Regions from separate parts of the Homo sapiens genome. Here region 1 is linked to region 2. The links are chromatin contacts, found by Hi-C or POLR2A ChIA-PET in ENCODE. All regions are on one chromosome and are shown on one strand. Each heading gives the region's core, a stretch centred on a gene start or an enhancer-like site at or near the end of the contact. The rest is flanking DNA. Distances are from core to core; before and after follow the strand shown. Region 1 overlaps WWC3 (WWC family member 3). Region 2 holds the start of TBL1X (transducin beta like 1 X-linked).

What was found. Hi-C counts contacts between places; a loop is a spot of excess contacts on that map. ChIA-PET counts read pairs that join two places held with the same protein, here RNA polymerase II (POLR2A). Pooled maps may share reads with other maps.
Region 1: a map of OCI-LY7 shows a loop between it and region 2 (8-fold over the local background). The contact joins the enhancer-like site here to the promoter of TBL1X in region 2. A Hi-C loop is called at or near these places in 3 of 168 maps with a recorded cell type or tissue (B cell, HCT116 and OCI-LY7), 8 of 37 single-sample maps with no recorded cell type and 17 of 50 pooled maps. POLR2A ChIA-PET finds 5 or more read pairs at or near these places in 1 of 52 experiments (H1).

The regions. Positions count from the first base shown.
Region 1 is chrX:10,118,437-10,122,544 of GRCh38, reverse strand. All of the region lies in intron 12 of WWC3 (WWC family member 3), which reads right to left. Among named protein-coding and RNA genes, the nearest start is that of CLCN4, 36 kb to the left of the region's middle. RefSeq lists an enhancer at 2,822-3,116. Within about 2 kb of position 1,509, at least 4 of the 41 ENCODE cell types and tissues checked have a DNase peak (open chromatin) inside an H3K27ac peak, as active enhancers do; they include OCI-LY7, where a contact is called at or near this core.
Region 2 is chrX:9,463,088-9,467,485 of GRCh38, reverse strand. TBL1X (transducin beta like 1 X-linked) reads right to left here and starts at 2,428. Exons shown (of 18, transcript NM_005647.4): 1 at 2,039-2,428. RefSeq lists silencers at 1,453-1,602, 1,903-2,042, 2,163-2,742 and enhancers at 2,973-3,172, 3,000-3,828, 4,203-4,398.

The sequences.
Region 1 (4,108 bases), core at 260-2,759, 660 kb before region 2:
ACTTCGTCAATGAGTGTTCCAGAGACTCGCTGGGACACACACACACGGAGACATGCTGTGCTCTAGTTGTTTTTCATATGGGAAAATTGAAGAAATGAACTTCTGCTACCTCTTGGATTCATAAATCTATTTCCACCCCCTTAATGAACACACAGAACATAAGATGACGATGAGAAGCCCCTCAAATGGCACTTTCTGAAAGCCGCGCACACAAACGAGACAGGAAAGCAGCATTAGCCCGATGGGAACAGCAGCGGCGCTCGCCAAGAGGTCATGGTTTTCACTGCCTTCTTTATGCTGTCGGGTATTTCCCATGTTTTATACAACAAATACTGCTTTTATACTCAGGAAAAAAACATTTTAATTATCCAAATAAACCCTAGAAAAATTAGCAACCTTCAAAGCAGAGGACACAGTTGAACCCACACTCATTCTCTGAAAACACCACCTGGGAGGCCTGCGGCCCCGGGGGAGGAAGCTGGGGCTCAAGCGTGGCTGTCTCAGTGACCGCAGGCAGGAGCCTTCCAGCCGCCCTTCTGGGTTAGCACGCTGCTATTCCTGCTATGCTTATTTTTATCTTTCACATCTATTTTATTCAAGAGCCAAAAATAGCCATTGAAATGTTTCCTTTTAACATTTCATCAGCCGTTTCTACCCATTTCCTCATAGCAATAAGTTCCTTTTAACAAAACCAATACAAACATGTATATCATCTTCCCGCGCTAAATGCAACTGTGAGCCCAGGAGTCTGTTTTGTGGAGGGGCACACTCGGCTGGAACACGGAATCAAATTGGAAGCCCCAGCTGGGCACTCCACCGTCACTCAAAGCCAGCTCCCGCTTCCATCTCCGCACTTTTCTTTGGCTAAGTTCTAGAAACGGAAAGGGTTGACCTTTGTGCCTTCCTAAACTGAGTCCACTGGTGACCATCTCTCCTTTCAACCAAATTATCATCCACGCCAATGAAATACAAACATGTTCAACAGCACGCAGAACACATGGGGCTGTGGCCTTTGGTCTCACAAGGTTAAGTGGAGGCCGAGTGAATCTTCCAAAGGTCTGCCATACCACATCTGGAGAATTCGCTGCTTCTCCCCCATCAGCCAGGGCTGGAAGCTGGCCTCCATCCTACGGTGGCCGGAGGCACTGCCTCTCAGACAGATCATGACTCCAGATGCCAGCTCTCCTCTTTATCCCTGCCACATGGAAGGACCCAAACACCTGGCCCTCAACTGCAAATGGAAGCCCCCCCAACCACTGCATCAACCCCCAGCAAAGGAAACCACCACTACCATTTGCATTCCCAGCCTTGACACGCGTGGTCCCCAGACTCAGCTGTAGATGCCTGCAGGGAAACAGCACCAGGTAATGAGCCTAAGCACCTGCAACCAACCCAGCCCAAGGCGCAAGTCTGGCCACGTTTCTCTCTCATCATTGCCATAGAAGTCAATACAGAGAGGAAAGAAATGAAGGAGCTAATCCTCGAAGCCCAGGCTGAGTCACTGGACCCACAGGGTGGGTGGAAGTAGGAACTGCCAGGAGGAAGTCCTGTCGGCAACTGCCCCGGCTGAGAAAAAGCACAGACTCCACGCTCCACACCCCGGACACCTGCCCTGGGGCTTCAAGGCACAGAGGTGGACCCTCAGGAGCAGTGCCAGGGAGACAAGGGTCAAATCTTCCCCATGTTCATGTGAAAATCTCTTTACTCCCTTTTCATCATTCAAGACAGACAGACACTAAGAGCCAAGGATGTGAACAGTGCTTGGTAAAAAGGAAGAAAATACAGTCAAAACCACAGCATAGCAGAGCTGCCAGGTGGCATATGACAGCAACGAACGCCATTACATTCCAGAAACAAACACATACAGGGAATGAACAGTGAAAGCTTCTAGGAAAGTTCTTAAACAGCTTGAATATTAACAATGAGATAACAATAAGGCCAATTGCCAACTTGTGTTGAAGCACAGCTATAAGATAACCGTCGTTGGCCACACCCCAGCCATCCTGAACACATCCATCCACAGCACAAACGTATGCCTGGGGCCTGAGCAACAACGCTGAGCAAGGGGACTCCCAAGGCCACTTACAGTGAGCACTTCTGTCGAGCCGCATGAGGAGATAAAAAAAAAAAAAAGCACAAAGTGAAAACACTGCAGAATTTAAGCCAACAACATTAAACAGAATATCAATATCATAAAAACATCAATATGAGCAAAGTCAAGATTTTTACAGGTTTTGATTAGCAAATACTAATGGGTAGATGAAAATAGCTAAGTATTTCATAATCATAACACATTTGACTTTTAAAATCCAGGGAAGACAAAACTGTAACAAAAACGTAAATAGTATGAAAAATCACAGTGTATTGCCCCACTCCTCTGACCTGCCTTCTGTTTCCTCCGATTGATTGAAAACACAAGGAAAAAATCATTCAGAGGCTGGTTTGCAAGTTTGGACAACTTTGATTTTTATCTTACAAAAATTTTGTCTTACTAAGACTTGCTGGGGGCCAAACTTAGACTGCAGTGTTCCCAGCACAGCTGATACATGATGGGGCAGGGGAGGCGAGGAGCCCCCCCTGTGTCCATGCCTGAAGCTGGCTACCCAACCCGGCCCTCTGGGGACACCCAGCAGGGTCAACTATTTCAAGTTTCTAAGGATACAAATAAACGTGTCCTTAGAACAACATAATACATATGTGTCCTTGAAACAATGTAATATATGTAACATATAAAACCATCACCAGATGGCAGTATCATAAAAAGCTACCGCTAGGCGGCAGTGTCACGCAAGAATCCACCACCGATGTCATATAAGAATCTACCACCAGATGGCAGTGTCACTCAGGAATTTATTGGCGGTGTCATATAAGAATCCGCCACCAGATGGCAGTGCCATACAAGAATTCATCACCAATGTCATATACGAATCCGCCACAAGATGGCAGTGTAATACAAGAAATAATCACGAATGACATATGGCTCCACCACGAGATGGCAGTGTCTACACACGTAAGCAAATACTTCCCAGTCCAAGAAGTTTCAACCATTATAGCATCTGCCACGGAAAGCAAAGGAAAAAATAAAGAAACCAGGATGTGAAATTAAGTCAGCGCTTCTCCCTCCCACTCTGTCTCTCCTCTGACCCAAAGTGGCCCTTGGGCCTTGTGCAGATTTTATGCCTAACTAGACTGACATTCTGGAATCTCAATCCCTTAAGGAGAAGGTGGTGGGAGAGAGGAGGGAGACTAAGAAAGAAGTCCTAATTGGATATTTCTTTTCTGACTGAACGGAATAAACATGGAGCAATCAACCTGTGGTTATAAAGAGGAACAAAGCTAATGAAGGATACCTGCATATATGGACTTCAGAAACAATGTATCTGGGGATACCAAAGTGTGTTTGCAAACACAGGGGCAGACACCAAAATAGAGATGCCAAAAAGCCCTGGGGCAGTCTCAGAACATGATGGCCTCTGGTTACGCACGTAAGTGCCAACAGACTACTATTTTATAGAGTGATCAACCTATCTATTGATCTACCAATCCATCTATCTCTTGGGTAACAGAATGGTGGCAAATGGAAGGGGTCACAAAGATCACTGCATTCAAGGGTGGAAAAGGTGAGACTCAGTCCAGGTATGTGTTCAAGGTCACACAGCTAGAAGTGGACAGGGCAGGGAACAAAAGCCTGGTCTCCCAGCTGCTAGTTTGAAGCTGTTTCCACTACACCACACTGGTTCTGCTCTCTAGTTTTATTTCTACCCCTTGCCGCATAAATACTCCATAGTACGTGACTAGGGTTTCTCAGCCTCAGCCCTCTTGACATTTGGGGCTGGACCATTCTCGAGGGGGAGGGGGTGCTGCCCTGTGCATGCCAGGAGCATCTCCCATCCCCTAGTTGTGACAACCAAAAATGTTTCCAGACATTGCCAAGTGTTCCCCAGGGGCAGGACGCAAAAACACCCCTGGCTGAGATCCACTATGCTGCACAAATTATCTAGTGTTTGCCTAAATGGAACATTTAAAACATTTTTGCCGTGCAAATAAAAGTCAATTAAATGGGCTGAACTTCAGGAACGGGAGACCTTGTTCTTGATCCTCTTTAAAA
Region 2 (4,398 bases), core at 1,179-3,678:
CAAATCCAAGGCATCAGGAAAGCAGTGGGAGGATGGTCCTGCCTCGCTGGGCAGAGAAGCTGTGCTGATCAGCTAAGCCAGGAGGCCCACAGGGCACTGCTGCGGGGCAGAGCACCGGAATCTGGACGCCCTGCAGAAAACTGGGAGGGGGCCGGACCCAGGTTCTAGCGGAGGTGTGCTCCTATCCAGCAGGAGTAGATCGGATAATCTGAATTCCTGACCCTCGGGACCTGCTGGAGATGGCCTCCCTCTGCAGGGACCATTTTCCCGCCTCTGTTCGTCACCTTAAAAGGTGAAAAAAAATCTTCTAACTAAGATGATGTTGTACAGAACCAGTGGTACTGATATAATTGATGGGAAAACTCCAGAAATTGAAACATTCACTTCTAAGTATGTCTACAATAAAGTTATTTTTGCAAACTGTTTCCTCTTTAAAACCACTGACAGAGAGAAGTTCTCTGAGGTAAAGGGGCAAAATGCCTGAGAGTTGGGGAGCGAGGGTGGCAGCACTACACCACAAATCTCCATATTTGCCCTACAGGTGTGTGTTCTACTAAGGGCTGGAATCGCCTTAAGGGCCGGTGATCCAGTGATGAACAACTTTTGTTGTTTGCATTAGTTACCCAGCTTGGTGGCTTTCCACAAAAATGTGCAGCACATTTGAGACAGGACTACCCTTTAAAATAAACGCGTCATACTCAACGTTCTTCTGTATTTTATTTTTCCTAATTACATCTTTTCTAGGAAGGACTTGTAAACTTTTCATAAAATCGTCAAGTGCCACTTCCAACACCAAAGCCACTGCCTGGAACCTTAGCAGGGAGGTTGCCTTCCTTCCCCCTCGCCTTCCAGGTTAAACCAGGGACTGGGCGATGTTTCAGGAGAGGAAAACATCCAAAAGGCAGGTCAAACCACACATGACAATGCAAAGCAGAAACAGTTGCAAATACAATAGAGGGTAGGTTTTTGTTTCTTTTTAGGTTTTGCTCCAGAACATCACTGACTCGAGAATAAACGTCAGTCCCTACCTTTGTGGAACGTCCAACGCAGCTGGCTGGGGGAACACGAGGCCTTGCAGGGAGCGAGCCCCGGCCCCGGTCTGACGGAACACAGGCGACGCACGTGAAGTCCAGGCCCTATCCCAGCGCAGGCGGGCCTCCAGCGACCCACAGTTGTCACATATCCGGCCAGCGCCGACTCCCGAAGGCGCACTCCCCATACTCCACTCCGAGCACCGGTCCCATCGTTAGGGAAGGTCCCCCTGGATAGCAAGGCCGGGGCCCAGGATCTGCGAGACCCACCCCACCCGCCCCGTCAGAGCCCAGGAGCAGCAACAGGTCTGCGCTCTCCCCGGGCGGCGCTCTGCAGACCCTCGACGGGCCAAGGGTGCCCCCAGCCCAGCCGTGCGCTCAGGCCGGGGAGATGGGCGGAGGACTGGGGCTCCCGACTTCCTTGACAGTTTCTGCGCGTCAGAAACTGAGCAGACACGGGGCCCGCGCCACCTCGCCCGCCGCTTGCCCCACTCCGCGAGGCTGCGCTTCCACCCGGGTCCGGGAGGGCCGGCCCGCGTCCCGGGTATGAATGGGGCTCTTCTCCCCAACAGCGGGGAAATCCCGCCACCGCCCTCCACCCCGGTCCCCGGAGCCCGCGGTGGCGCAGGTTTGCCCAGCAAGCCCCTGAATCGGCAGACAAAGGGGCACCGGAGGAAAAGCCGAGCGCTTCCCTAAACTTACCGGCCACTTCCCCCTCCCCAAAACAAAGGAGCCCCCCGCCGACCTCCGTCTCTCCCCGCAAGGCGCGCCGGCACTTCGGGGAGCGGCCACCTCGGGGTATTGTTCAGGCTCCTGGGAGCGCGCCGCACCCCAGTCCGAGCGCCGCGGGGACAGTTGGCGACCTGCACCTACAGGAGTTCCAGGGGCGGGTGGAGCGTTCGGGCGCCCCGAGCCGCCGGCCGGACCCTGGAGGGTCAGCGCGGGACCCGCCTCCCCGCAGAAGTTTGCGGACCCCGCGCCCGGCCCGCCGAGCCCTGCGCACTCACCTCGTCGCGAGCAGCGCAACTTGTGGCGGCGCCGCGCGCCCGGCCGCGCTCCGAACCTCCCTCCAGCCGGCAGCCTCCGAGTCCCGGCCGTGCGGCGGCCGAAGAGGGCCCGGCGCCCCGGAGCAGCCGCGCGCCGCCCCCGGGCCGCCCCCGCCCCGCCGCCGCCGAGTCCCGGAGAGAGCGCGGGCGCTGGAAAGTTTCGGTGGCGAATGGCGGCCTGAGGGCGCTGCGGCGGCGGCGGGGCGGGGGCGCTGGCGGCTCCTCGCTCCCAAGCGCGGAGTGGGGGCGCTGAGGCGGGCGCGGCGGCGGCGGCGGCGGCAGCGGGAGAGGGCGGGACAGCGGGAGGGACTGGCACGGACAGTGACCTCCACGGGGAGCTGCCGCGAGCGCGCGGACCCCAGCCAGGAGGACCGCCAGGGGTCCGCCCCCGCCGCCGGCCCCTCCCTCACGGCCGTGGGAGGGGACCCGGCGTACCACCCGGCCCCGCCCCTGCGCCCCGGGGGAGCCGCGTCCCGAACCAGCCCCTCCCCTACGAGGGTAGGGACTCCGGCCCTGCCCCTCCCCCGCGGCTCCTAGTGGGGACCCGCGTCCCAACCCAGCCCCTGTCCCACGGTCGGGGGACCAGCGTCCCTACCAAGCCCGCCCCGCTCCCCCACGCCTAGGGTGGGTGAGGGGAACCCGGGCCTCTCCCTAGTTGCTCTGGTCCCGGTCCCTTCCCCGTGGCCTCCGTGGGACTGAGAGGACCCCAGGGCTACCCCCATCACATCCCAAACCCAGCCTTTCCACGACTGCCTCGAGGGGACGGGAACCTCGGCCACCCCCTCAGTTTCTAGGGGGCAGGGGAACCTCGATCACTGCTAAAGTGTTACCCTCCCCCACCCCAAAAAGGAAGCCACCCGGCTGCCCCAACAGAACCCCCTGCCACCTGCCCGATGGTGAATCTCCCTCAAAATCGGCGTCTTAGAAGACACCCCAGTAGTCTTTACCCCAGCTCAAAAAGTGGGGGTTCCGGCGGAGCCTCGACCTTTGCAAAACACCTCCCAAGAAGAGCCAGAAATGCTTAGGGACAAACTCAGACACACAGGCATAGGCGCCAGGAACTCGGGTGTGGGGGCTGAGGAGGTTGGGGGGACCTGGGCACTCGGGCCTCATCACTCCCACCCCAACCCCCCAGGCATCAGCCCTCTGGCCCTTGCAAAGTGCTTTATGTTGCAATGGCTTACACGGCCTGGCCCCGGTGTACCTAAGTCCCCAGCGCTCCTTCCTCCCCTCCACGTAGGCTACTCCCAACCACTCGCAGCCTTAATTCAGTTAAACAGATCTCCACTCCCCCTCCCCAGCACCTCTGGGGTCAGCCTCGTTGAATATTTTTCAAATATTCTTGCCCCTTCCTTTACTATATAATGAGCTTCGTGCTAAGAGCCCGGTACACTCAGCAATCTAAACTATAACCTCACTTGCTCTTCCTCGAACTCTAGACCATTTGTTGTTCTGGTTGTAGGGGGAGGGGGACCTAAGGTGAGGTTTTTGTTTTTTTGTTTTTGTTTTTGTTTTTCTGAGGAGTCTCGCTCTGTCGCCCAAGCTGGAGTGCAGTGGCGCGCTGTCGGCTCATTGCAACCTCCACCACCCTGGTTCAAGCAATTCCCCTGCCTCAGCCTCCCGAGTAGCTGGGATTACAGGCGCATGCCACCACGCCCAGCTAATTTTTTTTGTATTTTTAGTAGAGACGGGGTTTCACCATATTGGCCAGACTGGTCTGAACTCCTGACCTCAGGCAATCCGCCGGCCTCGGCCTCCCAAAGTGCTGGGATTACAGGCGTGAGCCACCGTGCCCGGCCGGAGGTGAGTTTTTAAGAGGCCGGTCCTCCACCAAAACGGCGGACCTCAAAATTACCCTGCAAAATATTGCTGTAAAACGTCAATGATGCAAAACGACTGTTGCTACACCATCATTAGAGGACATCAATAAAAAAATACACACTTACACAGTCTCCATAATTGTGAATCAGCAGAATAGATTGTGTCTTATTATGTATCAGTTGCCATTCAAGGCCCCCCAGAAGGACATGGTGGGGCCTTCCCTTGAGCCTGCCCTTCGTTGCTCCTGGGCTCCCTGGGCTTGTGCAGACTGATGCTGAGGTATTACATGCAATAGAAAAACGAAGGGTGCAATAGAAAACCCGAACGAGCTCATGATGCAACCCTGCCCTGGCTACACGTGCTTCCCTTCCCCCACCGCCTGCTGGTGGGAGTGCTGCGTTTTTTCCGCCTGTAGGGTCACATTGTGGTTGATTGATTCTCCTTTCGCCTTGCTCAGTCATTCAGATTTGGAAAGTAAATAACAAGTTGACATCATTACA